3 separate regions of the Mus musculus genome follow, and all the other regions are linked to region 2. A link is a loop called in an ENCODE intact Hi-C map of the cell type or tissue named here. Cell type or tissue: left cerebral cortex. All regions are shown on one strand. Links, peaks and the distances in the headings refer to the core of each region. The heading gives the core; the rest is flanking DNA.

Region 1 (9,905 bases), core at 2,787-7,786, 360 kb after region 2:
GCAAGAAGGTACAGTGAGTGAGTGATTTATTTACTCTTGTCCTGGGATAGTAACAAGAACAAGGAGCTGATTTTCAATGCAAAGACATTTAGCAGGTGGGGCCACCATGCTTCTTTGACAACACCCTCCTTCTTCACTGTCCCTTCCTAAGACCTCCTAGGTCAATGGAAGGCCTCTGAGCCAAGGAGAAGAAGGAAAGAGTAGATCTCCACTCCCAGCAAGTGCTGGAATACATGCTCACTTATCCAGGGAACTGTTTGTCATTTATCATGTAGCCAACCCCACCTACAAGGCTGAGGAACATATTTACATATTTCAACTCCACTGCTGGCTGAAGCCTCAGAGAAAGTCATTCCAAGACAACCAGGGAAGAAAAATATTCTTGGAGGGGAAAAAAAAAAAGGAATTTCCTATCAGTTGAGTAAAACATTGCAAAGTTATTCGGATTCTTTTTATGAGGTTTGCATGTGACTCCCTCCCCTCCCCCACCACTTCAGTTCCCAAGCTTAGAGGGGACTGGAAAGTAAACAGATTCTGGTTAAAAAGATGTAGACAACACAGTTTATCCTTCTGCTTCTCAAGCGTGACAGAGCTTCAGTACAGCACATGCCTTTGACTCTACAACCCTACTTTCTAGGAATCCGTCTTGAGGAAACGCTAAAATTCTGTGAAATGTACAAAGTTGACTGCTGTGGTTATGCTACAATAAAATACTAAACGTAAACAAGAAATCAAGAAGTGTGGACTGGCTTAATGAAAGCGCGCTATATTAAAACATCTGGGCTCTATATTAAAACATCTGGCCACTGGAACTGTTGCTGTGAGGGAGGGGAGTTACAACAGGGTACAGGGTAGATCTATATGCTTTATCACTAAATATAAACAAGCATTCAAAATACTATATGACCTCACTTTTTCTGTACTCATAGAGTCTCAAGATGCAACCCCAACAGCAATTGAGCTTATTTTGACTTTGTCTCTATTGTCTGAATTTCTTCAGTGATAACATTTTACCTGGGTAATCTGAGCAAACAAAGAAAAGGACCATAAAGTAATAAACCCATAAACCCATACAGTACACACCATATATGTATGTGTGCAAACATGCATATACACATATGCACATTTGTATTTACAAGTTTTATTAAATACTTTCCTGTAGAAAGTTGTTAGGTTTGGGAATCTGTGTTGCTTAGCTGCCTGGGATCTAGGGCATGCTACTTTCAAAGTGGCTCCTACAGTTGTCTCTCAGAGCAAAGTGGATGGAGTGATTTGGCTCTCGATTAGATTACAATAAACTTGTGTGATAAACTATTTAAGGAGTCAGGTAAAAATTGGCCCCTTGGACCTAAAATTGACTTTGATTTACCCAGCGAGGCTTTTCGAATCAAACCCACAAGGGGTTGATTTTAAACCCCATTGTGTCTTTGTTTGTCACTGTTTAGATAGATGGATGGGTGTGGGAGAATATTCTGGGATGGGAGCATCTGAAGGCTGGGCCTGGGTGGAGCAGCTGTCAGAATAGGAGCAGCAGGCAGCAGAGGACTTGGCTGAGCATTTGCATGACTGCTTGCCCAATCTCCTTCTCCCCCAACCTCCATCCCAGTTAGAATGTGAATGAGCATCTTACATCAAGTCCCTCATTTGTGTTGCCCAGCAATCTTTTGCTTAAATTCCTGATCACCTCTTTTCTCAGAGTTGTAACTTCTGATCTGAAAATACCAGATTATATAATACACCAGTCTGCACAAGGATGGAATTCTGTCAGGAGAAAGGGACCCAGTGAAGCACAAATTCTAACAAAACTGGAAATGACTTTTCTAAGAAAAGAGAAGATATTTTTGTGTCAAGCACTTGAAGCTGGTTTTAAATAGACTTTGGATGCAATGTTGCTGGTTCTTTGGGCGCTGTTGATTTATTTCCATGCCTAACCTCACCCAACAAATGTACATCATTGGAGAAAGTTGAAAGAAGCCGGTAAGAATGATCACCGGTGACACTTGCTCGAAGTTTAATGGGTGCCGGTGCTTTCTTACAGAACGGTAGAATAGATGGCAGTATCATATTTTGCAGAAGAGAAGTGGCCCTCCCCACAAAACCTGCCTAAGACCTCACAGTCTCAATCCCCCAAATCTGTAAGTCCCACCTCCATTAAAAAGCTCCCACGAAAGGCTGAAGGGATTATACTAAAAAGAATTAAACTCTAATGGAAAGAGTCCTCTAACCCAATACCTACCCTTCTGTTAAAACCTCTGCTCACTGCCTACAATTCCAGGTCATTCCATTTGCTGTACTCTCAGGGTTCCTCCTTAAACTAAGCACTGATTGTGAACCCCCAACCCTTAGCAAAGACTGACTCTTTCCTCCACAGGGTACTTTCATGGCTTAATGCCCAAAGCCTACTTCCACCCGGAGAAGACTTGATTAAAAAAGCAGGACTGGCAACCCAAGAACATGAGGAATCTCTAGAGAATGGAATCTCACCATCCCTGACACCTTCTCCACCCCAGAACAGTAATCTCACAAACTGTCCTGCCTCTAATCCCACTCACTCTAATACCCATTCCAGCAGCTTTTCGCTGCTACCGAATCAGATACAGTTGCATCCCCACTCTAAACAGTCACAAGAGCGGACAAGCGGCACAGACCCAGTCCCACTAGGAGAAAGGGTTTCCTTGTCACCCCCACCAAAGAAAACAGGTTCTTTACAGTAGTCCTACAGCTCCTAGAAAGAGCGAAATCCGGCTTTCATGCTAGAGTCTGGCCTGGTCGGAACCGCCCACCCCCACCCCACTGCTCGCTCTCTCTCTCTCTCTCTCTCTCTCTCTCTCTCTCTCTCTCTCTCTCTCTCTTTCTCTCTCTCTCTCTCTCACGCACACACACACACACGCACACACACGAGAGAGAGAGAGAGAGAGAGAGAGAGAGAGAGAGAGAGAGAGAGAGAGAGAGAGAGAAAGCGCTTGCTCCCGCTACTACCACCTGTGAAAACAGTCTCTTCTCAACTTTAACATTTAGAAAAGCCGGGAAGTATAGCTACAGGCCTCCAGGAGCTCACCCAGGGTCTTAAAGAAAGTGGCCAGGCATTGAAAGGGAGGGGTAAGTGCACCCCAACTGTGAAGCGCTCCTGGTCGGAACTGGGCCGCCACAGCTCGGGTTTCGATGATTAGGCCCCGCCCACTCCGTCACCCCTCTAGAGCGGAGCTCTGTTCGGGCCACCAAAATAAAAAAAAAAAAAAAAAAGCCCCAAGGCCGAGGGCGCCCAGTCCCAGGTTGGCGAAAAGGGGGCCGCAGCCAATCCTGGAAACCCCATCCCGGAGGCTTCTAGAGGTTGATGGAGAGGAGAGTTAGTCACGTGGAGCCAGCAGCAGGGCTGGGAAGCTAAGTGTTGGGCCCCAAGAGCTGGGAAACAGGTTGCCGCCAAGCCCATCCCCTCCCCCAAGCCAACCGGCTGAGAACCGATTCCCGCCGTGCCCTGGTAGCGAACCCGGTCGCCTCCGGGGTGCACTCCTTCCCTAGCCCCAGCGGCTGGGCCAGAGCCGCTACGGCAACCCAGGCAAAGGCGCCTTCAGCAAGGTCAAGACGCGGCTGGTCGGCACCTGGGGATTTTTCCCCAGCCCTGCACTGGCTTTGCAATCGCATTGTTAAGGATCATGGCAGAGGCAGGAAATCCGAACAGCCCCACAGGTCTGCGCGGGGGAGGATTTATTTTACAGCGCCGAACACACTCAGACAGACCCGGGATTTCAGGGGGGAGGGGATGCGGAGTTTCAGGACACCGGAATGTGGCAAAAACAAAACCCTCCCCACCCATGCACGCTATCATCTGACTTGGGGGAGGGAGTTCAGGGCCACCAAGCCCCAGACTTCAGCGTTCCTCAGGGTTCTTTCTGCTAGGGCTGGGATAGCTTTTCCCTCTACAGGCGAAAAACAAGATTTAAAAACACTCCACTACTGTGGTTCTCTATCAAAGCCCATCAACGTGCGACAGGCTGCGGCAGCGAAGGGAGGCAGCGAGATAGGAGGGAGGGGGGTGGAAAGGAGCGCAGTTGAAACCAAACTGTTTTCAGTCCTGGAGGGAGGCGAGGGAACAGAAGCCATATCAGGCACCCATTCCCATAGCATCCGCATTAGGTATAATAATTTTTTCTGTCCACCCCCGCACCCCATAGAGGCCAGTACTCTACTTCCTAACCCACCACAAACACCCCAAACCTGGGCCTGGATGCCTGGCGTCTCTGGGCATTTCTAAAAGGGACTGGAGGCAGGTTTCTAAACAGGTGAAGGACGCTGGATTTAAAGCCAGGGAGGGGCCAAGAAAAGAGTCTTGGGGCTGCCTAGAACACCGATTTTCCGAAAACTACGTTCCCTGGAAGGCCATCCAACACCCCCCCACACAACACCTCCAACACCTGAATCTCAGGGCTCCACGGACTCAAAGAAATCTGAGTCCTGACCCGTTCTTCTTCACAGGTTAATCTTGGATCTCCACCCACTCAGTCCCTGCTTCGGTAACCGGTTCCTTGGGGACAGAGCTTTAGCACCCAAAGCCCACATCTCAGAAGTGGGCACCTCGGCACAAGGTACCCAGCTCCCCATTCCCCAAGTGGGTCTCCCAGGTACTTACAGTCCCCAAGCAGTAAAACTTTCAGGGTTGTCTTTCAAGAGCCGGGTGCTTGCAATACAGATCTGGGAGATCACTGAGGCAGCTTATATAATTGCCCATGATACTGTTCAGCGAACATCCTCCGAGCACGGCCGTACAGCTCAGCACAGGGACACCCTCTAGCCCCGGCGCTGGGGATCACGAGCATGCCCCACCAGCGCCTCTACAAAGCAGCAGGGTGATCTCCAGGGCTAATCAAACGCCAATAGTGCGCTCAGATGCCCGCAAAACCCGGGCTGACTCTGCGTCCTTATAGCTGCGTTGGTGGCTTACGGTTAACTGCATGTGTACAAACCTTCTCTCCAGGGTTGTGTTGTATGTGCGTGGGGGGTGGAGGAGAGGTGGCGACTGGGTAGGGGACTGGTGCAGGTCTGAGGCGGATTCTACATCTAACCTGAGCAAAACTCTCGTCCACACAGACCCAAGTGCAGAAATCGTCTTAACGTCTCCTGCTGAAAGGGATACCAAATTCCAAAGTTAGAGACCACGCAATTGAATTTCCAGTACTTTCCAACCTGGTTTAGGCGGGGGATGGGGAGGGGGCGGGTAGGGCATAGAAGAAGAGGGCAGTGGCCAGAGAAACCCACCTACGGACCCGCCAAGAGGCATTGACCATTCATAACACCCTTTACCCCCCTCCCCCAATAGTTATTGGGATATTCCTGGGTTAGGTGTGGACACACACACACACTCCGCGACACCACCTTCTTCCGCTTCTCCGATGCAAAGACTGCATTTTTAAATCACTAGGAAAATGACTAAGGAGCTCAGAGATCACATTTCAATACACAGCATATTTCCCGAAGCTGGAGGTGCAAGTAGTCACACACTCACAGCCCTGCACCCCTAGAGAGTCCACCCGGCGCCTGCAGTCCTCAACTCGTTCCGAGACAAACCGAACGAGAAACGACGCGACCGGCGAAGATGGGCAGGAGCCAAGCGGGTGGCAGAGGGCGTGCGGCTTGGGGGTCGCGTCCCCGGGTTACCGGCTCTAACCGCAGCGCGCACCGGGGCCGCTGCAGCCAGCTCTCGCCCCGCAGGGCAGGTTGCAGAGCGGGAGCCCGGCGCCGCCTCGTGGGCTCCTCCAGCGCCCGCCGTGAGTCTGGGGCGGGCGAGTCTGCAGAGGGGCTGCAGGAGACTGGGCCGTGGCAGGGAAGGGGATCCCGGCGTAGCACACGAACCTGGATCGAGCTAACCTCCATCCCACCCGCGGTCCAGAGTCTGGGGCCGGCTCCCACCTCTCCGCTCTCCCCCAACACTGGTTCCCAGGCTCCAGTACGCGGCGGACTCCCGGGGCTGCGGTGGCGGAGGCTCTGGGCTCCAGGCTCCTTGCCTTGTCGGCAACCTGGACGCCCCGCTCTCCTTCTCTTCCTCCCTCCCTCCCCAGTGCGGAGCAGGGAAGCAGGCTAGCATCTCCCGGAGCCCCCAGCAAGCTGCTTGAGCTGCCCGGACCTGCGAATGCAGAGAGGGGCGACAGAACTGGCGAGCCTCCGCCGTGGTCCCCAAGGCGCTTTTTCCGTAGAGCTGATCACGCCGCCTTACCGTGGCTGCAGGCTGCCACCGCCGGGGAAGCGTGGACGAGGACGGCGGGGAGGCGAGGCACCGCGCCGCTGGCTCCGCCGCTCCGCGAGTTGTATTGAGGCACCCAAGACGGAGCAGGTCCCGGTTCTGAGCTCAGCTCCGGTGAGACCAACAATAGCTCCCGCGGGGAGCGGAGCCCCAGCGAGCCTCCAGCCGCGCGCGCACGCCGGGCTCCGGCTCCCGGCCGCTCCCGGCCGGCGTTCCTGCCAGCACTGCTGCCCCACATGTAACAGCTGCAATCCCGAGGCTTCGGGGGGGGGGGGGCTGGGGCGGGGGTGCGCGCGCGGGTGTGTGTGAGTGTGTGTGTTTAATAGCTTCCCTCCTCTTCTTCCCCTCCCTGCCTGCTCGCCTGCCTGCCTTCGTCCCCCTCCCTCGCTCTCTTACACACAGGGCGAGCGAGTGAGCGAGCGAGACACACTCGCGCACACACGCACACACACGCAGGTTACATGAATGGGAGGCGGGAGCCAATCCTACGAGGCCGGCCGAGCGGCGCTTGGAACAGGGCTTCACCACGGCACCGGGGGGCGCCACACAGGTGATGCGCCCCCTTCCCCCGTGCCCACTCGGCCTCCTTTCCGCTCACCCATCTCTGTTGTGTGCCATGCCTTCCCTTATCTCCGTCCTCCCTTTCTCTGAGCTGCTTTCTCCATTTCCTCATCTCATTTTCTTTCTGGAATTCTCTCAAGTGCTTCAGTATTTTTCTCGGATTCCTCTTTGACCCTCCTTTCTCGCTTTCCTCGCAGTCTTTCGAAAACTTTCTCCTTCCCTGCCCCTACTTTTCTCCACTTCCTCCCCTCTTGTTTTTTGTTTTCTTGCCCACCTCCGAGTTGTGTATTAGTATATTGTGTAGCCCGGGCTCTTCTCTCTCATCACACCTCTCTTGGAGTCCTTGGCCCTGCTTCTTGCCTAACCCCTTGAAATACTTTTCCACACCTCCAACACTTTTCCTGGGTTGCTTTCGCCAGAAGTAATTAACAGTTCCTTCCTTGGGAATGCAAGATGCCTTAAAGAAAGGCCTTCTTTCCTGGGACAGCTTCCCCAAAACCATGGTAACCGCTACGGAGTCGTGATGGCAATCATTGGGGGAGAGGAGGGATGACAGTGAATATAGTCCAAGGAATTTCTGTCCTTCATGAGTCTGGATCTTAATTGCCAGCACATTACCAAAGGAAGAACATTTGTCTGTGATGGCGACACCGCTTGAACTCGGAGGCTTTTTGGAGAAACTAAAGAAATTCCCTCCTAAAGCCTGCTTCATGCTCCCTTCCCCTAGCTTCATTTTCCACCTACAAAACAGGTTCTAGCCACCTCCTTAGAGTGAACAATGGACAGAAAGCACTGAGGTGCATAGAAAGTACTCAGAGGTAGTTTCCATCTCCCATCTTCCACTACCTTTATAAGAAGTGTTTCAGGATGGATAGGTGATCAGTACTGATTCCCAGGCCACGTGGAAGGAAAGATTGGCTGTTACAAACAACAACAACAAGAGGGTACTGTGCCTCTGGAGACTCTGTGCAGATCACAAAGTTTATATATAAACTTGGGGTAGTAGGTGTCTCAGTACATCCTTGCTTCTGCATGCAAAAAGGCAAAAATGGGGACGATGTGGGCAGACTGCCTTATAATCAGCCCAATCTATTTTTAAAATCCTCACGATGAGTGAACACTGACCAGCGACAAAGCCTTTGAGACTTACTAAAATGTCAAGCCTTTGGGTGGCATTTATCAACTATGTGTCCTCACTGCAGACATCAAATGCTGGCTACCATCATGAAGGGCAGTCACATTCTGTCCTTCAACGAGTATCTGTTGACCATTTAGTCTTTGGCAGGTGTGTAATGGGGCTCTGGCTGCTTGGGTATGAAGCCAATCATTCCTGCCTTCTGGATTTCAGTGTCCTAGACATATCTCATAAAAACATAATGAGAAAAAAAAGAACACACACGCACACACACACACACACACAGAGAGAGAGAGAGAGAGAGAGAGTTCCGTCAGTGGCACTTACAGACTTTAAAAAACAACAGGTCTGAGGTGGGGGTAAGAAGGGGGTGCTTGAGAGTGAAAACTTTGGAAATCGCCTTCAGCTTCTGCACATTCTTGAGGTGGTAAGGAAACGGACTTGCATTTGAAAGCAGTGGATGTTGATGAGAAATGTGCTATTCAAACAGTCTCAAAGTATTTCCAAACAGGATGCAGATCACTTCAAAGGAGACAATGATAGCTTTAGACCAGAAAATTTTGTCATACTCCTCCTTCATCAAAACATCAGAGTCCACACCACAGGGATAGTGACAGGTACCATGTGCCCCCTGGTGTGGTGCACAGGACATAATGCCATCTCTGTGGTATCTCTACAGCAAATAAGGAACCTGAATCTAACCATTGAGATGTGTCAGACAACTCCAAACTGAGGGTCATTCCATGTAAGTGCTGTGCACTATTCAAGAACAGCAAAGTCCTGACAGAGGGCTCCAGAGTAGTCTCAGATAAAGAAACAGCTTAGTTGTTATGACAATAAATGTGACATGTGAGCCTGACTAGAGCATTAGTGGAGGGATTGGCATAGGTTAAAGAAAATTTAAATTATATAATGATACGTCCATGTTAATTTCTAGTTTGGGTGGTTAGAGAGGAGACTCCTCCCCCTTATTTAAATAAACATGCCACTGAAATGTTTAGAAGTTCAAAAAAGAAAGAAACAGTAGGGCCAATCCTTGCCTTTAGAAAGAGACACAGTGTAGAAGGTGTGATGCCTGGAAGCAGCAGTGTGAGCCTGATCTGTCCACCCTGGCTTAGGGGGCAAGGGAAAGCTTCCTGCAGGAGGTGCTTCTCAGGGCAGGCTGGACTGTGAAGTGGGAGGGGCTGTGTTCTCAGCCTGGAAGAGAACAGGACAGGTAAATGCATCAGGCGCCTGCACAAGCACAAGGGAAGCTGTAGGCCACGACTGGATCAAGGTTAGAGCAGTAGGCATGGTTGAAAGAGAAAGGGTTCTGAAGAAAGCATGGGGGAAAGCTATTGATGGTTCATAGCTGGAGAGGGATGTGATCTTGAGTACAGTTGAAACAAGATGATTTGGAAGCAGGAGGGAGGGAAAAAGAAGGAATGGGGTAGTTTGAGAAGACAAAAGACAGAAACAAGTAGGCGATTCATGTAAACTAAGGCATTTGTCATGAAGAAGAGAAGAGGTTTGAGAGCAAGTAGGTTTGTATGGTGAGGTGGACATTTTGGGTGGCCACCCAGAGGGGACTGGGCTAGAAGTTAAAGGTAACAATCTTTCTTCAGTTTGGTTATCCTGGTGGATGATGGAAGAATTCCTTGCAGTGTGGAACGGGTTCAGAAGGAAGTAGAGGGGAAATGAGGTCCATTGTCATCAGATGATAGTCCAACTGTGTGCTAAGTGCATTTGTTCATGCTCCTGTGTGGCTCTCTAAGGCCACAGAAAACAAATGACATTAGAGAGAGAGAGACATAGGGGGGGAAGGGAAGGGAAGGGAAGGGAAGGGAAGGGAAGGGAAGGGAAGGGAAGGGAAGGGAAGGGAAGGGAAGAGAAGAGAAGAGAAGAGAAGAGAAGAGAAGAGAAGAGAAGAGAAGAGAAGAGAAGAGAAGACCTTCTTAGTGTATGTGTATTACACCAAAGGTTGGGACACGGTAT
Region 2 (9,905 bases), core at 3,072-8,071:
CCTACAGGATACAGAGATGGCCAGAGAGAAGGGTGCATCAGGTCCAGGACAGGGTCCCCAGTACAGCTTTGCAGAAAAGAGTCATATCAACCGGCAAGTAGGTAAGACCCTCTCAGACTAAGGACATTGGCATTCATGTCTGAAGTTAAGGCTTTCTGGCAGCTGCCAAACTTTCCAGCTGGGGCAAACAGAACCTCTACTTGTCTCTAATCATGCCATCAGTTTTTCCTATTCTTATTAGTCTTCTCTGATGACTAATTATGGATCTAGAGTAAGGAGACAGAATAACAGACATCTAGATAGGACTGTTCATGACAAAGAGGTCATCCTGTAGCCAGGCCTGGTGGTACAGGCCTGTAACCCAGCTACATGCAAGGCTGAGGCAAGAGGGTTATTAGTCAAGAGCTGCCTGGGTTATAGAATGAATTAAAGGCCATCATGAGCAAACTAGGGGTCGAAAAATAAAAAGCAAAGGAGGGTTAGAGATATAGCTCAGTGGTGGCCCATATGCACTATACAGACAAGGCCCCGGCCCAGGCTTCAGTCTTGCTGAAAATAAACATAAATAAAGAAAAAAGAACCCATGGTAAGTGCATGTGTGCCCATGGCTCCCCTGCAGTGGCTAGTAGCTTGACCCAAGAGTGTCTCTTAGAGCCTGTGGAGTCAAGTTGCATCTCATGGTTCTGCCCGTGCAGTAAGCTTTCCAGGCAAAGATGGGCTCAACCCACCATCTTGAAAGATTAAACCGGCCCATTGAGAAGTAGGATGATAAGAAAGGCAGTGTCCTAGGCCTTTTGATTCCCAGTCAGTAGACTCAGCACCAGCAGCAGTCTCTAGGATGACCAGAGGCATTGGCCACTGCTCTTGATTTCCATGACTTATCTCCTTCTCGATCCACAAGGCTTCTAGAAACCCCACTTCCTATGATAGCTTGTTCATGTCTCTGTTCCTTGTGTCATTCAATGGTATTTTTGTCTGTGAAGGAACCACCACTCATTAAAGGTGAGTGGCATTTCAAAGGTCCTATTGTGTGCCACGCAGGGTTTAACATGCTCTTCTGTAAGATACCAGATTGGATAGCTGTCAGTTAGGAGTAATCGCCATCCCACTTCACAGATGAGGAGCTGCACACCCCCCCCCCCCCAGATCAGCTCTCTCTCAGGCTCCCAGTTGTCCCCAGGCTAATGAGGAAGGGGTTCTTCCTACTTAGTTACTACATGAGAGAAAAGATCCCTGTAGGCCAGGAGATAGGTTTGGAGGCTTCCTAGGAAAGTTCAAAGTTGGGGAGCAATGGTGTCTCTCTGGGTCTCAGCTTCTTTTTCTGCAAAATGATATCATTAGTACGGCCAGTCAGAGTAACCCGAAACCTACGAGTTGGACAGGAACACGGAACCTAAACCTCACGTTCACAAAGGTCCTCCATCTTCCCCAGTGGCTGCTCTCCTCCTCCCTCAGCCCTTGCCTTCCTTTAGCCTCCAGCCTCCTGCCTTTTTCCTGTGCCCGCCCAGCAACCTTAGTCATGCTGGATCCGGGCCCAGTCTACTTGGCTGCAGTCTGCTGCTCACTGCACTCATTATTCCAGGCACCCTGTGATTTACTTTTCTAGTGAGTTAATTGCAAAATCCATATGGAGTGGAGAGAAAACATCCACCCAGGCTTGCCATGAAAAGCAGGGCACAGAGGAAGCTTTCCATCTTGGCCGGCGCAGCCTGCAGAGGCAGGGGGAGGAAGCCGTTGCCACATGGTTTGTGCACAGAGCTGAGCTGCCAAACTCAACACGAGGCATGAGGTGTTTGGACCCAGTGATTCCCTTTTGATTTTCCCCTCTCATCCCTTTAGACAGACATCTCTCTCAGCTTGTGAGACACGCTATGGGCATAAGGTCTAGGTGATCAAAGACGACTCTGGGAGCTTTGCTAAAGATGCCATTCCCGAGCTTCTCCCTCCAGAGTCTCATCTAATAAATCTTGGCTGGGGCCATGCTTCACCCCCTGTACGCTGTTAGTCTGGGCAATCTGTAGACCAAATGTTGGGAAATAAACCTTTGAGGTGAAGGCCGGTGGTTGAGGCATTAGCAGAACTTAAGAGAAGTTCTTGGTTTTCATCTATCCATTACGTGCCCTTGGACAAGTTATGACTTGGAACCTTAGAGTGCTTGAAATCTCTAAAGCAGGAAGCAGAATGCCTGCCCTACATGTGCCTCGAGAGCATAACACCACGATGCTGTAAGCCTTTGACACAACCCCTGCCTCATGTGGAAGCTGCCCACCCCCCACCAAAAAAAAAAAAAATCCCAAAGACAATTCACTTTTCTTTCCCGAGAAGGTGTTCTGTAAAACTAGCCTGCAGCAACGTAGCTACTGAATGCTAATCTATTTCTGAATGTGTTTACTGTTTACAATATCCAGGGGCCTTGAGGGGGAGAATCAGCTCTTGTTTTGAAAGCACTTTGTAGATGAAAAGGTGTTCAACCCTCAGGAGACTTGGTTGGTGGAAGTTTAGACAAATGTTTATTTTAATTTGCTGTGTTATAACTTATTAAAAAGCCTCTCCAGTGTGGAAGGACTATTTTGGGTCTCACAAGGGATCCAGTAGTTTTGAATAGCTTGTCATTAACTCATTCATTTGTTCAAGCAACTCTACCTGAGCACCTGGGCACCAGGACTGGTGAACAAATGCCACCCCCGGGACTCTGCCTCTGAACAATGACAGTGTAGGATCCCAACACCCACGGGAGGGTGGGATGGGGTGGGGGCTGGGGGATGGGTGGGGTGGCAGAAGCCCAGGGAGCTGTGACTTCTCCCAGCTGGGGAGACTGGGCCTTAGGAAAGTGTCAAGCAGGAAGTGACTCCATTTCAAAGGCACCCAGATTGTCACACAATTTAAAAAAGCAATTCTGGTATTGGGATCGATGTGTAATTTGAGATCCCCGGAGGCAAGCACTATTCTCCCCAGAGGTCACCCCCACACCTTTAATTTCTGAGCCACTAGGGAAAGTGGGAAAACTCTCCTAAGCCTCTGGCCCTAATATTCAAGTGCTTCCCAAACACTTTGGCTTTAGAGGTTCCTTGGGTCCTTCAGACACAACAATGTCTAGCTCTCAGCTTATTATCTCTCTCTACAGTCATGCCCTAGCATCCCTCACTGCATCACCACAGTTGCCTTGCCAACTGGCCTGACGGTTTATGTCCCTGAAAAATTCATACGTTGAAACCTAATTTCAGGCATTCTCTTAGTTTGAAGAGCTAAGGCACCAAGGAATTGATTAGGTCATAGGAACTCTGCCCTTATTTCTAGAATGAATGCATCTATAAAATAGGCTTGAAGAAACTGTTCCCCTTCCCACCATGTGAGGACATAGAAAAGGAACCAAGAAAGTAGGCCCCTCACCAGACGAGGAATCTACTGATCCTCTGATATTACACTTCCTAGACTTCAGAACTTCCAGCAATAACTTTCTGTTGTTTATAGTTTACAGCCTAAGTCATTTTGTTATAATAGGCCAGATGGGGCAAGGTAGCAGTGGTTCTCAACCTGTGGGTCAGAAACTCTTTCACAGGGGTCACCTAAGACCACCACTGGAAAACATAGATATTCAGGTTATGATTCATAACAATAGCCAAATTACAGTTATGAAATAGCATTGAAAATAAATTTATGGTTGGAGATCACCATGACACGAACTGCATTAAAGGGCTTCAGCGTTAGGAAGGTTGAGAATCACTGGTCTAGTGCTTGCACACAGCCAAAAACTATATCACAACCTGCATCCATATTCTCTCCTTCCCCCATCTATGTAGTTACACATTTCTCTGCTCCCTTGTAGTTAGGCAGAGCCATATGACTAAGCAGAGCCATGGGCTGTGAAAAGCAGCCAGAAAGCCATTTGCTGCAGAAAATGCAATCTCTATTACTCTGGATCCTTGAGAGACGATGCGGAGCAAAGTCTGACTAACAGAAGAAGCAAAGCCAGTTAAATCACGGAAACACCAGGATTGGCCTCTAATTGTTCCATCACAAATGCAGGCTTGCAAATACAGAAATACTGTTTCTATCGATAATTGCCAAAATCGGACCTGCAGGTATAGGTACTGACGGCACATTGGACAGTACCAAGGATACGGGAATGAATAGGCAAATAGGTCTCGAAACTGGAACTTGAAACCTAGAGTCAAAAGAAAATAGCCCATGCTAGCACCCCAATATCCCCTCTCCCCCACAGTGCTCCGCTGGTCTCTGTTTGGACTCAGGGTAGGACTGAACTTTTTGGTTCTTGTCTCTGAAACAGTTCTGTACTTATGACAATCAAAACTACATGCAGCTGCTGCTGTCTGCTTCAGTGCCCTGGGGAGGGGAACTGGTGGCCCATTTTATCCCTTTTCTACCAAACTATAACCCTGCACGCTTCCAGGGTTATATCTGGATTTGGCTCCAAGGTGAAGAGTCCTCAGCTCCCGAGGCCAAAGGCTTTCAGTTCTGACAGTTCCTTCCCCTATCTATACCAGATTAAATAATAGTTTCATCGGACCAAGTATCACTATATAATTTTTGGAGTTACTATCCCGAAAACATTCAACACATTTTAGTTGAGCACAAAAGCAGGTTCTAAATTTGAGACAGATTCCACGTATTTTCAAAAACAAACATACTAATGCATTTCATTCCAGCGTCACAGGTTTTGAGGTCCCTGTTAGGCAGAAGGGCAGAGTGCTCATACAAATGTCTCGCTAAGATGTTAGACAGAGCCTGATTTGGAAAGTGCTTCAATGGAAGGCCCTCGTCCAAAGGCAAGCAGGCTGGCCAGGAGAGTTCCAGGTCAGAGGAGGAGGAGCCACAGTCCTTGGTACCTTCATCAAGACTGTGTTTCCTACTCTTTAGTCATACTATGGTGGAGTTAGCTGGTGCTGGGCCAGAAACAAGGAGGAAGCTAAAGGCATTGAACACACACAACAGCAAAACGCTGAGATCCATATCCTAGCAGAGCTCCTTAGGATGCTGTGACTTTGGCAAGGTCCATGGCTTCATGATTCGGAGGTTTCTCTGTATATAAAGTAGAGGTAAGTATAGAAAGGAGTGTTTTAGTTTTTGGAGGACCGCACAGATTGTATTCTGCAGCTTGTTAGCCTGAATCCTCCTACCCCAAACACTTCCATATTCCAAGAACCGATCTAATGGATGAATGTGTGATGGCTGAGGGTTTTGCTCAGTAAAGCATACTTTTGCAAAGCCCTGCAAGACACCAAACTGTAAGTATATTTAAAGAAGATAAGATGTCCTAGGATTTTCCTTCTGTTTTCATTTGTTTGGATGTTTTTGTTTTTTTTTTTTTTTGTTTTTTTTTTTTTTGTCCTTTTTTGTCCCCATAAACATCAGTAGCATTGGATGGAGGTCATGCAACTTTTGCAACTACCTGGTTCTAGAACATTCTCATCACTCCCAAGAGAAGTTTCTGTTCTCACTAAGAGTTACTCCACTTATCCTCCCCAGGTTATGGTGGTTTTAGATAAAGATAAGAATTTAAAGCATTGCTAGTAGCTGTTACTTTATGAGCATTGGCTGGCACTGGCTAAAGAGGAGTACCCATAGGACCATGTCTGTGGTGGGAGGTGTCAGTAGAAGTACAGGCACAGGAGCCGTAAGACACTAGAGAAGCGTATGACCAGGGCTCGGAGAGAACATGATGAAGATGGAACCAGTCAAGGCAGACCAGAGAACAGGAATGCCAGTGATGTTACAAGTGGGGACTGGAAGGACTGGATGCAGAGACAGACATAAGTCTAGGAATCTAGGAGTGCTGACTCAGCCCTATCTGGCCTGGTGTGACTTAGGAGTGCCCACAGGAGGACTGGGTGGGGACACACAACTCTCCCCAGCTGACAGGTCTGAAGTGGAAATCTTCCTGGCCTAGCTCCCTCTGGAGTTGCAATACAGCTGACTTGGAGGCAGGCAGCCATGGACAGTTAATGAGTGATTTATTGGTGTTGCTGTACAGCAGCTTCCCAGGGACCTGTTCCTAATTAACAAACACTAGCTAGATGGCTTTTTTTTTTTTTTAAAGTTAGGAAGTCTTCATAATGGAATTATTAATTCCTTCCATAATGGGAGAAAAGACTTCATCTTTGCTTGTTGGCTGATTCTAGAATACAACAGGTATTTAACAGAAAATCCTCACTCTCTCTCTCTCTTTCTCTTTCTCTCTCTCTCTCTTCCACCCTCACCTTCCATCACACACACCCTCATCTATGCTCAAATCCATACACACTTGTTACCACACTTCCCAAGCACTGGCATAATTTGTTTCCACACTGAACACGTATATTGGTGTAACTCACATACTGTCAAGGGCACCTTCCCTTGACACTTGCAGGTGCTTGCATCCAGTGGTTTCAGCACAGACACATTGTCAGGTCAGTACTCAGCCACACACAATGTTGCTCAGGCTCTGCTGCCGGGTCACTTCTGTAGTCCCAGGCAGGAATGTGTTCTGGGGTCATCCTGTCCCCCGTGAAGGGCTGAGTCACCAAGAAGGGGTATAGATTGGGAGGTCTGACTTGGCTTGAGTAGGGAAAAGCTTCAGGGTCCCTGGAGTCCATTGTAGGAAGTGGCAACCGGTCCACCATTCAGACTCAAGTGTTCTTTCTTGCCTGCTGTTCATGAGGCCCATGAATTCAAGAATCCTACTTCTGCCTGGGAAATCATGGTGCCTACCAGAGTGCCTGGTGCCTAACAGGCATTTCTAATGGGGCTGGCTGTTTTTCCCTCAGAAGACACATTAATGTCTTATGCCCAAGACCTCAGCACATGCCATATTTGAAAATAAGATTGCTATGGCTAGAATTGTAAAATGAGGTCGCACTGGAGCTAGAGGCCCCTTTATCCAATCTGCCCTTACTGTCAAGAAATAAATGCATACATTGATAGAGAGACGGCCGTGTCACAGAAGGCAGAGGCTGCCATGATGCGAGCCAAGGGATGGTAAGAATGGCCAGCAACTCATCAGAAGCCAGGGGGAAATGAGGAAGGATCCTGCAGACTTCAGAAAGAGCCCACCCTACATCTCAGGCTTCTTTCATCCAGAGTGGCAAAGAAGTGGCAAGGTGAGAGATTTGGGGATTGGGTTGTTCTGAGGTACTCAGTCTTGTATTCTGTGTAAGAGTTCTATATCTTGCATTCTCCTGGATCTCTAGCTAGCATTCTCAAATAATGGGCATGATGGGCAGGATATATGATGAATACCTTCAAACCCATGTGTATTCATGGACTCTCATGTCCAGGCTCTGAACCCATGAAGATGCATATGCTACAGTTTTGCCAAGACATACACAGACCTGTGAAAAAGGTTAAATGTAAAGAAAAAAGGATGCATTTAACCATGAGGCATAGTTAAAAGGCTCATTGAAGAATACCCTCATGAGACTGTCCTGTACCCCCGAAGGGGACAGCAAGGTTAACTATCACATCCGCTTTAAAGTTTTCACCCCATTTTTGAGCTGTAGACTGTGGGCTTCATTAAGACATCATTGTGGTGGAATACAAAACTGATCAATAATGGGCGGCACTTTTTAGACTAATTAGCCAGCTACATAGGAACAAACAATAGACAAATCCTTACCTTGCTTTCTGAGGATACCCAGCAGCAACCAGCTCACTTGGTTCAGCTATGATAGCTGCTCCGAGGAACTTCCCCTCTGCCTTTTGGGGCTCCTGTATATTCCCTGTCTGTGAACATGCATCAAATTTGTCACAAAGGTTTTACTCTAGGCTCATGAAAACAGCTTGGCCAGCCATGTCTTTCAATATCCATGACATCTGCAAGTCAACAGTGCTCCAGGCAGTGACGAGAATGTGGAGTCATGCAGATATCTATGCTTGAACTTGGTCCCTGCCACTTATTAAATTAGTGATCGCATGATTGGTGCCTAACATGTCTCAGTTCCTATTTTCTTATCTGCTCCAAAAGAACATAGCAGTTTTATAGAGACAAGAAGGTAAAATAAGGGTTTTTAAAGAGTATATTTATACTTGGCCTGTAATAATTACTGCAGAATATATATTATTAAATAAATTTTAATAGCACTTAATTCAGTAGTATAATTATACTATTATTAAATAAGCCATTTTTTATTATTATGTCCCCTGAACATTGGAATTTGTGAAGGATACATACAGTTCACTGAAGGCTTTCAATGCAGGTTCTCCTACCTGTTATCAATGTTCTATTCTTTATTTTTGGTTTGGCATACTATAATGGTTAATACTCATCATCAGCCTGGGAGGATCAAGACTGTCTGGCCGTCTGTGTAAGAGTTTCTCGACTGTCACTAACTGAGGTAGGAAGAGCCACCATAAGTCCAAGTACCTATTCAATGAGCTAGAGGACAAGACCAAATAAAGCAGAGGAAATAAGAGGATGGCCAGCCTTTGTCCCTGTCTGCTTCCTGACTGTGGATGCAAAGTGACCCGCTGTCTCAGATGCCTTCCCACCTCGAAGGACTGCACGCTTGAACTCTGAGCTAGAAGACATTCTCCTTCCCTTAAATGACTCTTGCTGGGTACCCTGCCATTTCATTGAGAAAAGTAAATTATAGAGATAAAAGAGGGGGAAAAAAAAGAATTGTGTGGTGACCAGGAACTGGCCTGACACCCTCAGCTTACACAGACTGTGGCATTTTCCTGTTGGATATAAGCAACCAACACCCTTTTATACTCCAGCTCCAGACAATTCTGTGACTTACAGTAGATGAAGCCAAAGACAAGGACACCCTGGGGTCATTTCTGAATTCAGGCAAAGCCCAAAAGCATCATCCAAACCACAAAGCGTCAAACAGCGCCCACGCTGCCTAGTATTAGGGACAGCTGCTTCTTCCCATGGTTCTGTGGCAGTTCTTCCCTGATTGGCTGGCTGCTGGCCACTCAGTGCTCATCCCAGCACTGAGGTGTCCTTCTGCAAGGTGGCTATGTAGGGGCTGTCCACTGTCTCCTCTGTACTATGAACCCCTAGGTTGAGACCACCCCTGACTTCCTGCAGCAAGCTAGTCCACTGCATAGTCAAAACAAAGAAAGATTTCTGCACTGTTCTGCCCAGCTTAACCCACCCACTACCACACACCTAGAAACATGCTCCTACTGCGAGATTCGTTTAAACACAAGTTGCTTTCTTTGAAGAGACATCATTTCATTTCTTCTTCCCTTCTTCCCTGTACTAGCATCCAGTGTTCCTCGCCAGGCAAGTTCTCCCAGCTAAAACGTACAGCCACTGGTTAAGAGTGTGTGTAAGGACAGAGAGTGTTAAAAAAACGTCAATGCTGTCCTGAGAAGTATGTACCAGGTGGTCTGCTTGGATCATTCTTTGATCAAGCAGGAGGCTAATCTAAGGGCAGCATGCAAAAGAGCTAACCCACAGCAGACCTGACGTTGCATCTTAGAGACTTCTTCTGCTTGCAAGGATGATCCTGACTAGTCTGGGAACCTGCTGATAAACAGCCCCTCCCTGAATCATAAGAGTGTCTTGATGCCAGGGCTGCTTAATGTGCTCATGTTAAACACCTGTATTGTTTCTGAGTCTGGAATTTCAGGTGTTACCTAGATGATCAATCCCCTGATCCAAACCTCGGGCTCTAGGTCTCTCCTGCATTTCCCTGGAAGATGGCACCATGTGGATGTCATTATAACTCACGAGCACTTGTCACTCAGCAAAGGGACGCTTGGAGCTGGCTTCTTCCTCACTCTGCCCCGTATGCCTTCGGCATAGAAGCTTTGCCGTCTCTTGGATCATACATTTGGGCAGTGAATCCTGCTGTATGCTGGCCCCACCAGGGTGTCACTGAACTGTGGGTGTGTCCCAACACCTGCTTTAAGTTCTAACTTCACTGTCAGAGTTCAGAGCTGGATGACGGTAGAGCCAT
Region 3 (9,905 bases), core at 1,762-6,761, 210 kb before region 2:
TAGTATATTTGTTATTTATTGTTGATAAGACAAAATAACCTACCAAAAGTAGTTTAGGGCAGGAAGGGTTTGTTTAGGCTTACAGTCCAAAGGTGCAGTCTATTACGTTAATGGGAGCTTAGCAACAATGACTTGAGGTAGCTAGCTGGTCACACAACATCTTCAGTCAGGAAACAGGACATAATGCATGCTGGTACTCAGACAGCTTTCCCCTTTTAACACAGTCTAGGAAATCCAGCCTATGGAGTGGTGGGCTCACACTTAGGGCGGGTCTTCCTGCCTCAGTTGACCTACTCTAGAAACTCCCTCACAGATATATCCAGAGGTTCATTTTCATGACTATTCTAGATTCACCTGTACTCAACATCACACTCAATATCACAATTACCTTTGCAGGGATCTTACGAATCCTGGCCAACTTAAAGCTCAGTGGCTGGTATGAAATGAGCACAAAGAAAGAGATGGCCTTATAAATAAACTTTCTATACTACTGCTTGTCATAAGGAGGCAGATACTGGCAAGGAGACCTCTTTTTGATGGGAAGAGTATCTAAGGCAGGAGATGAAGAGTTAGGTACAGAGGGCCCAGATTTAATTTAAACTCTGTCTCTAAGCAGGGCAAGACATTTCTCCTTCCCAAAGTCCAGCCGTTCTATAAAACTGGTAGAGATCATATCCCCTTACCACCAGCAATATGATTTAGCCAGTGACATACTGTTGGGCCCAGAGCTAAAGACACACGTGCTGAAGGTGAGAGATTGGACCTTGTCGCCTCTGAGACTCTGTCTCCAGTTGCCTTGTCTGGCTTGTCAGGAAGGAGCACCACATGGATGAGCCTGGATTGGAGGAGAAGGTTCTGAGATGGGGCCAGAAGCCAAGGTGCTGACAAGCAGGGACCTAAGTAAACACTTGTATAAGATACCCTATGAGAGTGCTGAGGACCCTCCCAGCTCACATTTCATTACAGGATGTGTTGGTTTAAGCTACCTTCATTAAATCCTGTTCTTGGAACTAGACACTCATCACGGAGGAGACAGGTTCTTCTCCTAGGAGGTGGCAGATGTGGCCATCTTTGTCAACCCATCAACCTGCAGTCCGTACCTCTAATGGTACAAGGATTGTGTAGGATAAGCCCACTGGCCTGAATCTCCTGATGAAGACTGGGCAGTATTTGTGCCTACCTCATGTGTCAGGAAGCAGGAGTCACAAATGACACAGGAAGCACTGTGCCAGGCCTGTAGGGTAAGTGAATGTAGGAGAAAACCAAGGGCTGAAAGGGTTAAGCCACTTGCTGAAGCTGCTCTAGGCAACAAGGTTTTCCATTATGGCTCTGTGACAGACAGAGGCCACAGCTCTCTAAAGAGGTCCCTGAACATGAACTTCTTGGCTACCGTGGGTTCAGGAAATGAGGCCTCCCTTGCTTGGCCTCACAAATAGTTTTTGAATGGCTCCTCTCAGTGAAAGAACCCTTGGAAGTGAGGTTACGGAGAGATATCACGTGCATAGTGTGGGATGAGTATTGCTATCTGTGTGCACACTGACTTAATTTAATGGTGACATATCTCACGCAGATGCATGTTAGTGTCTCTGTATTTTTAGATAAGGGAACTGAAGTAAAGTTACGTGCCCTGCCGATGCCATACAGTAGCCTGTAGCAGAAGTACTGGCTTCCAGAGCTGAAGTGACAGCCAAGGAGACAGTACTCACATTCACTCACACAGATATGCACACACACACACACACACACACACACACACACACACACACACACACAGAGAGAGAGAGAGAGAGAGAGGTACATACACACTCTCACACACAGACACAAAACCAAACACACATACTCACAGATACACAGGCACATACCCACTCAGATACACAGACACATATTCACACATACACACACACACACACACACACACACACACACACACACACACACACACAGAGTCATGGAAGCTAGAGATGATGGTGAGCACAGAATCCTCTGCATGCCTATAATAAGACCTAGGGTGGCTATTGCTCATTTCACACACTGGTGAGTCAGGACCATGAGACTCAGACACCAGCCCTGGGTTCAAGGTTTAGCCTGCTTCTTATCACACTGTCTCCATTTATTTTGGTAGAACAGGTTGATGCAATTGGTCTAAAATTATAACGACTAAGTAGCTTGGCCAGGATTTGAACCCAGATCTATCTGCTTCAGGGTTTCTCCCCAGCACAGGACTCTCCTATGTCTTTCTGCATGAGTCCACATACATGTCTGACATCAGCTATAGCCACAAGGATGGACCTATGACTAAGGAGGATGAGATCAAATGAATCCTGTGTGTGTGTGTGTGTGTGTGTGTGTGTGTGTGTGTGTGTGTATGCACAGGTGTGGAGGTAGTACACACACACAAGCATGAGAATGAATACAGAGGTCAGAGATCAATATTGTCTTTCTCCCTTGATGGCTTTCAACATTTAGTTTTTGAGACGCAATTTCTAACTGGACCTGGAGCTCACTGATTCTGCTGCACTGGCTGGCTAGAGTGCCCTTGGGATTCACCTGTCTATGCCCTCCCTCTCCAGCCCCCCCCCCCACGCCCCCTCCCCCCGCCCAGTGCTGGGGTTACAGATTCATAATGTAGCACCTGGCATTTTACAGGAGTGCTGGGGATTGGCTTCAAATCCTCATGCTTGCACAGCATTTGCCTACTGAGCCATCTCTCTAACCCCCTTCTCTCGGGTTTGTCATCATTGTATTCACAGACAACTGAAGAGCACTCAGAAAGCTCAGCTGAAGCTATCTCTACCTCCCCCCGGCTGTGGAGTTTCATTGGGGTTTAACAGTGCAAGACTCGGGTTATAGACCCATCGTAAATTAGCTTTTCGGCCACATAATGAACAATACAAGGCAGCGTGGCTTTAAGAGGACCATTTATTATATTGCAATAAACAGAGCTATATAAAGAGAATTATTCCTGAGACTCTGCACATCTGTGCTCACAATCATGTCTTTACGTGAGCTTTGCAAACAGGGATAAAAGTCCAATTTAGACAGTGCATTGAACAGCAATTCTCCATTCAGCACGAAAGGTAATTCAAGGTATTCTAAAGGCATGAATGCGGCATGGGTCTCATTTTAGAAAAAGGTCAAAGCCATCTCTCTTGATCATGATCAGAACTGTTAATCTATACCATAATGAGCTGGTTTGAGCTTTGCAGTGTGGAGCGGTTGGTTGGACAGTGATTTGAGGTAAGTCTCCTTTCTCCACTTCGCAGAATTCGTGCACTGCCAAGCGGGCACTTTCCTATCTCTCTGTCATATCTAGCTAAAAATCGTACCCATTACACAGTAGGTGTGCTAAAGTGTGGTGTGAATTGGAAAGGGGGATGCTGATTAGTTTCTTTCAAGGGGTTTGTATTGAGTAAATGACTTGTTAGATGTGTATAAAGCCTACTGGTAACAATACTGTACAAGGTAGTCCAAGTGTGTTCTCATTTAATCCTCTTTTGCGGGTCTAAACAGGGCGGTGCTTATAGAGAGAAGGTTGGTAATGTATTATTCTTTGTAGAACCGGATGCCCTATCATGTGGCTGTCTGCCTGCCCATCCATCTATCCATTCATCCGTCTGTCTGTCCATTCATTATCTATCCATCCATCCATCTGCCTGTCTGTCCATTCATTATCTATCCTTCTGTCCATCTGTCTTTACCAAGCAGGTGTAGTAGGCCAGGCCTATGTTGAGTCCTGGGATTGTATCCACTAACAGACACACTTGCTACAGCATAACCATGGTAATTGCTGTCCAGTATAAGCACTAAGCCAGAAAAGAATTGGGGGGCAGATTTCAGAGGACCTTAAAATCCATACTGAGCTCATCTTTCATTCTGAGGAAAGGACAGAGCTAAAAGGACAGCCTGGCAGGGCAGGTGCTTCCCCATGACCCCTATTCTTGTAGCTCTCTCAGGCCCCCTTGTGGCCTTGCACTAGATAAGTCTCAGTAAAACACATCTGGAATCATAGGCGCTACTGTCAGTGTTGATAAACGACACTTGCTATCATTTCACATTGAATGTTCCTCACAGGCTCTTATGCTACACGCTTTGCCCTTATCTGGTGATGATACTTTGGGATGTTCTGGAAGCCTGGAGAGCTGGAACACAGCTGGAGGCAGCAGGTCACTGCTATGGTTTGAATGTGTCTGCCAAAGGCACAGGTGTTAGCATCCTGTGCCCCTAGCTAGTTGTGCTATTTGAGCAGGTTGTGGGGCCTCTAAGAGGTAGAGCCTTAATGGAAGTAGTGTGTCATTGTGGGTGGGCCTGGGGGTTTATAGCCTGTCCTCACTTCTTCTTCAGGCTCCCTGACTATGTATTTTGTCACAACAACCAGGCAAGTAATCAACACTGCCACTGTGGACACACCCTGTGAGTATCCCCGCCTCCTCCCTCCTGGCTCTTGCTCTACAAAAGATGGCATGCCCTAAGCAATCCTGGAAAGAACTTTCTGAAAAACTGTGATCCGACACGAATCTTTCCTCCTTGAATTCATTCTCTCATCATTCTGGTTAGAGCTATGCAGAAATGCCCAGTACAACACAGTTTAGAATCCCAAGGCTGAACAAGGGGAGGGTGTAAGTTTTTAAATTATCTGCTCACCAAGAGGAAAGGCATCAAAGATTAGAATGTAAGGGCAAGGAAGAGGAAATGAGTCCACAGCAGGAGGAGTTTGCAGTTAGGGCCACACCCCCACCAGTGCTGAAAGGTTAAATTGTAACAGTCGAACCCACCCTCCACCCTCGCCAACCCTTTCCCCGGTATTTACCAATGGAACAGTCGTGTCCAGTCCAGCTTGGGTCACAGTTGCAAAGTCCTGTGTCTGGGAGGAAGGTTCCGTGGCCTGAGCACTGGTCCAAGCATGTGGCCCTGGGTGTCTCGCAGTTGGTGCCTCCCCATCCCACAGAGCAGTGGCACTCGCCTCTGACACAGACACCCCTGCTGGAACATGTGGGGTCCATGCAGTCCACTGTGACAGGGAAGGAAGATGGTACAGTGAGTATTGGGACAGCAGTGTGAGACTCTTGGGAAGGACAACACTGTTAATCTGTCCACTAGGGGAGGTAACAGGTTCAGTAAAGAGTAGGATTTCAGTGAATGGTGGACCTGAGTTCCCAGTTCTCCAAGACTGTTTCGTCACCTGAAAAATGTGGCTACAAGTCCCTGCCCTTTGGCTTGTGAGGTAAACTGAGTATTAATGTCCAACAAGCATCAGCATGGCACCCAGAGCCTACCATGTTTGCAAAAACTGCAACGAGGGAGGAGGAGTCTCAGATGGGGGAACTAGGGTTCAGAAGGACACACAGATAAAATCGATCAGAAAGGATTTTCCTCTAATGCGTATGTGTGTATGCACCCAATTGTGCACATGTGTGTGAGTGAGCACATCTCTCTCTGTGTGTGTTGTATGTATATACAAGTCGACTAAGAGCAAGATGCTGGCAAGATGCTGGGTGCCTTCCTCTACTGTTTTCTGCTTTATTGTATTAAGATAGAATTCTTCATTAAATAGAAGCTCTGAGCTTTCTAACTATGAAACAGACACCGTCAAGAATCCCTACCATTCTGACTGCTACAAGGAGCCAGCAGTGACAGTGAGGGTCAGAAGAGACTATATGAACTATAGCATCAAAGAGGGTTATTTTTACATCCTCTCAGGACTTTGAGTAGTGAGGCTTATGCAAACTATGTGTTTGTCTATAATTCAAACATTCAAATGTATTAACTAATTTCATTTATAATCCAGAATATTTGACTTTTATACCCAGACCTGGAAACCTGGTCTGGGTATAAAAGAGTCACAGGCACAAAGGGGCCGAGACTTTATGAAAGAGAGCATTCTGGGATATTTGTTTTGAGGACCAGACTGTGGAGCCAGCTCTTTTGCCACCTCATTTTTAAAAGGAATTTTACTTGGCAATCTCAGTGGTAAGTGAGAAGGCCAAGGGACCAAGAGTAACTAGCTTCTAAAATCACAGTAATGACAGTAGCAAAAGTTGTCACTCATTTAGAAGCTTGTCTGTGCTACTCTTGGCTATTAAGCCTTTTATGTAGCTCTATTTAATCTATTATTTTCATTAAATAATTTTTCCAAGGCAGCACAGAAGGAATTTACATTTCATCCTCTCTCTCCTGTCTAGATTGCTTGCTATTTTCTCTTATAATCTGACTGGTTCAAAAATACATTTGCGCATATATGCTCACATAAACACATGAAGTGGTTTAAAAATAGAAGCCAAATCAAAACAGGGAAGGAAACAGGACAGTGTGGGGGATTAATAAGGCCCAACGAAGGCAAATGACTCTTCTCTTATGGTCTCCAGACACCATTTAACAACGGCTAAAGCATGACCTGCTGAAATTCAGGTAATTAAAAATAATAAAGACAACAGCAGTGATAAATTCTCATGACGGGCCTCAGATCCCGGAACCGCAGAAGGATTATTCCAGCCCATTAGACTACTGTGGCAATTCCCTTGGTTCAGAGAGCTTTCCAACTTGACAGCAAACAACTTGGCAAATCCTACGAAGAGACCTAGGAAAGCATTTCCCATCCTGTGAATGCCTGGCCCCAGCTTTGGGCTGACCCTGCTTCCGAGGAGCCCAGGGTGCCCTCAGGGTGGATCCTGTACACATCCAATGCTTGAGTGCAGCCTGGGAGGGTATCAGTTTTGGTGAAGTGTACTTGTCATTGCAGACCTGTCCTTTCATACACAGAGGGACCGGGGAACCAGCAAAGGGAACCCCATAGTCTCAGGAGAATAAAGACTAAGATGAGCTAATGAGAGGCCTTCTCTTTAAGAATCTGGTCTCCATGCTTCCAGGTGACCTGAGAAGCATAGGGAAGCTCACAGAGTTCCGTGTGACAGGGACAAGGAGCTCCTGGCACCCGGGCTAGACTTGATGAATGCCATTGGCCCTGAGCTCTGATCCTCAACTGAGGGCTGTTACCTGTGCTACAGTAGCCTTCTGCCAAGGAGGCTTTGAGTGGCCTGGGTCTGCCTCCTCCTGGGCCTGTGGGTGACAGGATAGTTCCAAGGATAAAACTCTCTTCTTCCCTCACACCGAGACAGCCTCATGAACATGGGTTATCTCCTGGGAGCTATGTGTAATGCAGGAGGTACCAGCAGGCCTGCGAGGGAGTAGGTGCTTGGGAGGTGGGCTAACTTGGTTTAGATTCTTTCTAGAAGGCATACCAGACAGTCCCCCTTTTCTCTTTCACAGAGCCAAAATTCCTTGCAGAAGCTTAGCTCATTAATGGAGGACGGTGCCCACACGGCCAGGCTGCAAACACAGGCTCCCTACTACCCCAACCCCCAAATGCTCCATGCTTCAGTGACCACACAAGCCACTAGATGCCCTTCAGGACTGGGAAGGCAGCGTAGTCTCACTTTTCACTCCAAAAGATCTGAGTCTGCACTCTCCTGCCCCTCCCCTGGTCCCCCTTCAAGCCTCCTGCCTTTGCCTTCTCTCAGGCTTTAAAAAAAATATGGAGCTATAAACTTCAGAAGGAAGAGAGAGAGAAAAAAAGTAAGCTTGTTAGCTGATGTTTTATAAACGGGAAACCCGTTAGCCGTGGAGCCCAGGGAGGAGGGGGAGGAGGAGGGAGGAAGGAGGCCCCCAAAACATTATTATAAACATGAGACTGTACAAACACGTTTTAGCAGAGAACGAGAAATAATAAAAGAGATCAGTCCCAGATGGCCCTCTTCAGAAAGGAGAACAGGAGGAGGAACACTTCATTTCAAATGGATAACGTAAATCAGAGCTCTAAACGTTACTTCTTTCTCTTTGAAAAAAAATATCCCACAGCCGTGGGCCACTGTCCAGTGTCCTTCTGTCTGGAGAATGCCACATGGACATGCTCAGGTGAAACATCCCACTGTTCTAATAGGAATCTCTCCTACTAGACCCTTCTGCGCAGGGTCTTCACCTCACGTGATTTAAGGAAAGGGAATTAAGGAAGATCCTCATGTCCTGCAGGCTGCCATCTTCCTTCAACAGCTACCGGCACCTCCAAAGCTAAGGTCTGCACCAGTACTCAGTGGCTCACTGAAGGGCTATAAGTAACAGAGACAGGAAATGCCTTTCAGACATTGATCCCGCCTGGCTTCTTACTTTAGGTCTGTTAACATTCTCTCTTTTAAGAGAAAATGGTGCTGTAAATGCAGGCTCTCTGTCACATACTAAGTGGGTTTAGAAGACTAGCCTTCCTCGGAACCTCTCTGCCCCACTGGGGAAGGAGCCTCGGTGCTGGCTGGTAGGAAATAGGAGGTGGTAGCAAGTGTATCCATTGCCCATCGGCTGCAAACGGTAAAGCCCATCCATTTCCAAACCCTGGGTGAAGGAGGCCGAAGCCTGGCTGTCCCCGAATAACGCTACTGATATAAGAGCCACAGTTATGGAGCATTTACTAGGTGTCAGCCACCGAACTAAGTGCTTGATATGGGCTATTTCGTTCAGCCCTCACAGTGGCCCCCTGGGGAAGGTAGCCTGGCTTTATGGAGGAGATGGAGCTAGGACTCAGAGCTCTGTCAGATTTCAAAGCAGGAGTCTTTGAAAGCCATTCCACAGAGCAGGTTGGCCTCTACCTTAGAGGCAGGCTGGCTGAATCTCACCTTCCTCGCAGCTCTCGCCCTTGTAGCCGGGGTTGCAGATGCAGGTGCCCATGATGCAGGTGCCATGACTGCTGCAGGCCACGTCAATACACTGGTTGGTAGGCACGTCACATTCGGCACCCTTCCAGCCACTGTGGCACAGGCACCTGCCCTTCATGTACTGGCCGTTCCCACTGCACAGCACGGGACAGGATGCTGAAGAGACAGTACCAAAAGCCTGGGTGAGTCGCTTCCCAGCACCCTGTCATGGGTGTCTCTTCTCTTCTCCCCTCCGCTCGGCTGATCACACCGGTTGATTGGTAGTGAACTCCCCTGTGTACCCATCACCCACTTCCCCTGCGATGGTTCATTGCAGCTTAAGCACCTCTGGGGTTGGAAGAGAAGGTGTGTGGCATGCGGCTGGGGGCTGGCACGGGGTGCTGCTGGCTTCTCTGGCCTCCTCTGATTCAGATGGAGCGCCCTGGCTGCCAGGAGCTTCAGAAAGGAAACTGCCATCTGTTTCTTATTATCAGTAGAAAAGATAGTATCTGGGGCTCCTGGCTGCCTGCTTTGCCTCTCCCGGCACTCTCCTGATAGCCCTCTGTTGTCACCACTCCCCCCCCACCCCCCCCACTGCATCACCACTAACTGTTGTCTTTAACCCTGGCTTCTGCTTCCCTTGTCTTCCAGGTCCCCATTCCAGCCTCTTACATCACAGCCCTCCAACAAAAAGAGCTGAGCCCAACTTAGCTCTTTGAAGTATCTTTCCATTCTGTCTCTTAGTATCAAGGTTTTGGGATCATCTCTATGAAGGGTACTATCTAAAAATAAGCTATATTGCATTGTGGTACAAGTGCTCACCTGTCTCACGGTGAATACAATAAGGCTGTTTTATACATGACTCTTAACCTGGAGTGCATGCGTCTGAGATGAGATGGTAATTCTCCTTAGAAGGAATGACTAGGCTCTCTCTGCACTTCCTTTGCTGGGCCCCACCTGGTGTCTTTTCTTTTTAGAACACTCAGCAGGCAATCGCTGTGCTTCCCAGCTTGGCAGTCTCAGGGCAAGCCTATTTCATAGTAGCTAAAGTAGGCGGAGTCTCCAGCACTACACCCTAGGAGGGATTTGTAGGATGCTATTCCCTTGGCCTTGGAAATCATTTCTGACTTTTGTTCTTGAATTCCACAAGCCTTAGACTCTGGTTCTACCCCATTTCTTCTCCACCTTTCTGAGTGGATATTCTGCCTGCCTAGCAAAGACAGCCACACT

The links. Peaks named below come from ENCODE experiments on the same cell type or tissue, not always from the same donor. Only the 100,000 strongest peaks of a DNase experiment are listed, where the experiment ranks them.
Region 1: a loop joins it to region 2, with 2.2 times the contacts of the local background. A loop is called at or near these places in 3 of 42 quality-filtered maps.
Region 3: it touches region 2 in a loop (1.9-fold over the local background); 2 of 42 quality-filtered maps call a loop at or near these places.

What each region holds. Positions count from the first base shown.
Region 1 is chr7:96,206,713-96,216,617 of GRCm38, reverse strand. The region is part of intron 1 of Tenm4 (teneurin transmembrane protein 4); the gene reads right to left. Among named protein-coding and RNA genes, the nearest start is that of Mir708, 38 kb to the left of the region's middle. In left cerebral cortex, for the core only: CTCF peaks have their summits at 3,890, 5,744 and 6,789 (motif pointing right); DNase peaks (open chromatin) are centred at 6,014, 6,242, 6,642, 7,242 and 7 more places; H3K4me3 peaks cover 4,351 bases; H3K27ac peaks cover 4,044 bases.
Region 2 is chr7:96,567,166-96,577,070 of GRCm38, reverse strand. All of the region lies in intron 6 of Tenm4 (teneurin transmembrane protein 4), which reads right to left. Among named protein-coding and RNA genes, the nearest start is that of Gm15413, 230 kb to the left of the region's middle. In left cerebral cortex, for the core only: no CTCF peak of the experiment used is centred there; DNase peaks (open chromatin) are centred at 3,881 and 5,035.
Region 3 is chr7:96,772,922-96,782,826 of GRCm38, reverse strand. It overlaps Tenm4 (teneurin transmembrane protein 4), which reads right to left. Exons shown (of 33, transcript NM_001310762.1): 15 at 8,658-8,852; 16 at 4,808-5,008. Among named protein-coding and RNA genes, the nearest start is that of Gm15413, 24 kb to the left of the region's middle. In left cerebral cortex, for the core only: a CTCF peak has its summit at 3,953 (motif pointing left); no DNase peak of the experiment used is centred there.